2 separate regions of the Homo sapiens genome follow, and region 2 is linked to region 1. Evidence: chromatin loops called from intact Hi-C (ENCODE). Cell type or tissue: IMR-90. All regions are shown on one strand.

The links. Peaks named below come from ENCODE experiments on the same cell type or tissue, not always from the same donor. Only the 100,000 strongest peaks of a DNase experiment are listed, where the experiment ranks them.
Region 2: it touches region 1 in a loop (2.9-fold over the local background); 2 of 110 quality-filtered maps call a loop at or near these places.

What each region holds. Positions count from the first base shown.
Region 1 is chr3:70,963,722-70,966,221 of GRCh38, forward strand. FOXP1 (forkhead box P1) reads right to left here. Exons shown (of 21, transcript NM_001349338.3): 20 at 2,169-2,335. Among named protein-coding and RNA genes, the nearest start is that of FOXP1-AS1, 320 kb to the right of the region's middle. RefSeq lists an enhancer at 1-222. In IMR-90, no CTCF peak of the experiment used is centred here; no DNase peak of the experiment used is centred here.
Region 2 is chr3:70,549,378-70,551,877 of GRCh38, forward strand. No RefSeq gene overlaps it. Among named protein-coding and RNA genes, the nearest start is that of MDFIC2, 240 kb to the left of the region's middle. In IMR-90, a CTCF peak has its summit at 1,557 (motif pointing right); no DNase peak of the experiment used is centred here.

The sequences.
Region 1 (2,500 bases):
CACAGCATGGAGTATTTTGCTTTGTAGCTCCTTTAGCGCCTATCAGGATAAAAGTAGAATGCCCCAAAGCCATAATTATGTGACCACTTTCTAGTGTTTCAAAGGACGAACGAAACGTAGTGGTATCTGACTGTCACAGAAAGGGTAAGAATGAAGAGTTCTGTTTCAACACTCAATATTAGCTAGGCCGCCTTCCTAACAAGGTCCTTCAAGCCGTGCCGTAAAGTTTATGGCTTGATTTATTCCAATAGACTGGAACAGTTGAAAAACAATTTGCATCATAGCAGGGTAATGCATATTGGACAAGAATGGAAACTCTTGTCACTACAGAATTCTCTTAATGGAAATATGAGGTCAAAAAGAGTAACAGTCTATTACACAGATAGCAGGCGCAGGGAATCTGCTGTTGACATATAATTACATTTAGCAAACAGCACAAACCTGTGAGATTTGAGCAACGCATGTTGACATTTTTGTGTAGGGTTTCTTGTAAAAAATAGTTGAAACCTTCATTTCATCAAAAATTACAAAGACTATTGTAAAACATGGTTTGGGTAATACTGGGGTTAATTCAAATTTGTTAAACAAATTAACCCTGCAGTGACTTTCTTTCGTACAGCAAAATCAGCATCACTCTGAACTGGTGCCTGTGGCTTGTATCCAAGTATCTCTTTGTTTTAGTGATTCTTTATACTAATAGGAATATATGTCAACAAAAACTTGGAGTTTGTACAGATTATGAGAAATAGCATCACTTCCATTCAATAACCAGACATTTTTGTTCTGAGTATTTCTTGCAGTAGCTTATACCAATTTACGTTTGCTCTGAACTTCGTTAGTATCTAAGTAAATACTCGTGTCATGACAATGATTTAAGATGAATACAAATGTGGTAACAGGAAAATCGGAAACACTAAGTTGCTTTGGAAAGGATGAAATATAGCAGCATCAGTGTGAAAGATAAACACACTCTTAAAATGCTGTGAAGCAAATGCTAAGATACTGTTCATATAAATTAAAAATGATTATTTCCATATCCAGAAAGGATAGTAAAGATCCTTTCTGAAGTGCTGTGGAGATGAAACTCAAATGCTAGAAAATCAAATTTCAGATTTCCACGTACCCTCCAAATTATGCTGGCAGATAACACTTTTTTCTTTGTCATTAGATGCCAATTCCATATGCTCCTAATTGTTACAGGTCATAATTTCCATTCCGATCACTTAAATTATCTTAAAATAAGATGTTGGTCAGTAATTCAGAAGTAATGTGTAGACAAGCAGCCTATTCTAGGAACTGACAGTACTGCAAACACGAAATGGGTTAGTACCTTAAAGTGGGCAACAGTTTTGAAGAACCTCACTAAAAGGGAGAGACTGTCATCCCACAGCATCTCCTGCAAAGCCAATCATTTGGAATAATGTGGTTTCTTCGCTCTGTTTGAAAACTTTTCCTGGGAGAGAGGGTGTTATAGTTACACCAAGTTCTCTCCCATCACCCACTCACAGGGGCATCACAGTCTCCTGGCCTCCGCCTTTCCTGTGGTTTGCAGTCCTGGTTCCATTCACATTCAGCATGGGCAGCCATCGCCCATCACTTCATTCAGTTATATGTGCACTCATTATACTGCCGTCTGCTGCTATAATGCTCCTATTAATTTTCCTTTTGATATTTTAAGAGCAATCTATAAATCATGCCGCCTTTCATTTGTGCCATCATTAATGGTTGGTAATAATGCTGCGGCGGCGTGTTCGTGGTGAACCTTAGTGCACCACCAAGTAAACAAGCATCTTTTTCTCTCGGCTAGGTTCAACATGCCCGAAAGTTGAACAAACTGCAAACTTTTTCATAGGAATGCATATTAGTTTGAGGAGGAAAAAGTAGTGTGGCTTAAATAATGGCCTGGGATGTGATAAAGCAGAGGGAAAAAAAGCAAACCTGTTTCTCATTTTATTGCTGTGAATTGCTTTTATGGGAAAGTTAGCAAATAGTCCTTTTATGCACTAACCAAGCTGAACATTTCTTGAAGTACAAACTTCTAGCTTGGTTCTGGGAAATCAGAAATTACAGAAAAGGTATATAAAGCCCAGAGAAAGGGCTGTCTCCCTGCGTGTACCTAGGGAGACTAGGGTCAGATAGCAAAGACCTGTTGGGTGGACAATACTCACACGGCTTGCATAGGAGATCTGCCTGGACTGCTGTCACTCTCGTTGCTGTTGGTATGCTCCATTGCCCCGTTCAGCTCTTCCCGTATTGCGCTGGCTAAGTTGCCCAGAGTGGGATTTCCCATGGAAGCGGTAGTGTATAGAGGTATACTATTCTCAGCCATTGAAGCCTGTCATCAACCAAGAGAAAATTTATGAAGACACAGGGTATGTAAGACAAGGAAACTACTAATTATGGGTGTACTCGATAATCTTCAGTTTGAGTTAATTGTAGCATGGCTGGCAAATACAAGTTTCTAAGAGGTGTTGAAAGATTTTGCTTTAAAAACGACTCG
Region 2 (2,500 bases), 410 kb before region 1:
ATTGCTTTCTCTCTGCAAATTTCAGCACATCATTCTGTGGTGTTCTGGCTTCCCTTGTTGCTGCCCAACTAAATGTTTTGTTTTGTATTGTGTTTTGTATGAAATCTGCCCTATCACTTCTTGCTGCTTTTAGGATTTCCCCTTTATCCTTGCTGTTCTCCAGTTTTTCCATAATGTGTTTTGGTCTTATTTTCTTGTATGTATCAAGCTTGCAAACTAGTTTCTTCCAGATCCTAAGGATTCAAGTGTCGCATTCGTTCTGGAAAATTATTCATTATTAACTTCAAATATTGTTTATCATGCTGTGTATTAACTCCTTCTGGGATTCAAAATAAACATAATTTAGGTCTTAGTCCTCCATGTCTGTTAACTTCTTTTTCCATACCTTGCATTTCTTGGTCTCTTTGGATCACGCTTTTCTAATTTCTTGTTAATTAATTTTCTTTTTAATGGCATCTATTCCTGGATCCATTCTTGAACTCATTTGTTGACTGTTTTTTTTCTATTTTGTAAAATAAGACTATTTAAAAGTGGTATTTGCTCTGATTTATCACAGCTGATCTTTTCATTGGATGTTAAGGATTTTTTGTATGTGAGCTGTGTGTGTTTGTGTGTGTGTGTGTGTGTGTGTAGACTTTTTTATTGAAGTACAACATTGTGTTAGTCCATTTTCACCCTGCTAATAAAGACATACCTGAGACTGGGCAATTTACAAAAGAAAGACGTTTATTGGAATTACAGTTCCACGTGGCTGGGGAGGCCTCACAATCATAGTGGAAGTTGAAAGGCATGTCTGACATGGCTGCAGACAAGAGAAGAGAGCTTGTGCAGGGAAAATTCCCTTTTTAAAACCATCAGATCTTTTGAGACTTATTCATGAGAACAGCACAGGAAAGACCTACCCCCATGATTCAATTATCTCCTACCGGGTCCCTCCCACAACACGTGGGAATTATGGGAGCTACAAGATGGTATTTAGGTGGGGACACAGAGCCAAATCATATAATTCCACCCCTGGCCCTCCCAAATCTCATATCTTCACATTTTAAAACAAATCATGCCTTCCCAAAGTCTTAGTTCATTTCAGCATTAACTCAAAAGTCCACAGTCCAATGTGTCATCTGAGACAAGGCAAATCCCTTCCACCTATGAGCCTGTAAAATCAAAAGCAAGTTATTACTTCCTAGATACAATGAGGATACAGGCATTGGGTAAATATAGCCATTCCAAATTGGAGAAATTGGCCAAAACGAAGGGGTTATAGGCCCCACGCAAGTCTGAAATCCAGCAGGGCAGTCAAATCTTAAAGCTCCAAAATGATCTCCTTTGACTTCATGTCTTGCATCCCGGTCATGCTGATGCAAGAAGTGGGTTCCCATGGTCTTGTGCAGCTCTGCCCCTGTGGCTTTGCAGGCTAGAGCCTCCCTCCCAGCTGCCTTCATGAGCTGGCGTTGAGTGTCAGCAGCTTTTCCAGGTGCATGGTGCAAGCTCTTGGTGGATCTACTATTCTGGTATCTGGAGGACGGTGGCCCTCTTCCCACAGCTCCACTAGGTGGCGCCCCAGTAGGATCTTTGTGCAGGGCTCCAACCTCACGTTTCCCTTCTGCGCTGCCCTAGAACAGGTTCTCCATGAGGACCCCAGCCCTACAGAAAATTTCTGCCTGGGCACCCAGATGTTTCCATACATCTTATGAAATCTAGGTGGAGATTCTCAAACTTCAATTCTTGACTTCTGTGCACTCTCAGGCTCAACACCATGTAAAAGCTGCCAAGACTTGAGGCTTGCACCCTGTGAAGCCATGTCCCGAGCTCTATGTTGGTCCCTTTCAACCACAGCTGGAGTGGCTGGGATGCAGGGCACCAAGTCCCTAGGCTGTACACATCCCGGGGAACCTGGGCCCGACCCATGAAACCACTTTATCCTCCTAGGCCTCCAGACCTGTGATGGGGGCTGCTGCAAAGGTCTCTGACATGCCCTGGAGACATCTTCCCCATTGTCTTGGTGATTAACATTCCTCAACTTGTTACTTATGCAAATTTCTGCAGCCAGCTTGAATTTTTCCTCAGAAAATGGGATTTTCTTTTCTTTTGCATTGACAGGCTGCAAATTTTCCAAACTTTTATGCTCTGCTTCCCTTTTAAAACTGAATAGCTTTTAAAACACCCAAGTCACCTATTGAATGCTTTGCTGCTTAGAAATTTCTTCTACCAGACGCCCTAAATTATCTCTTGCAAGTTCAAAGTTCCACAAATCTCTACGGCAGGGGCAAAATGCCACCAGTCTCTTTGCTAAAACATAACAAGAGTTATCTTTGCTTCAGTTCCCAACAAGTTCCTCATCTCCATCTGAGACCTCCTCAGCCTGGACCTTATTGTTCATATCACTATCAGCATTTTTGTCAAAGCCATTCAACAAGTCTCTAGGAAGTTCCAAACTTTCCCACTTTTTCCTGTCTCCTTCTGAGCCCCTCAAACTGTTCCAACCTCTGCCTGTTACACA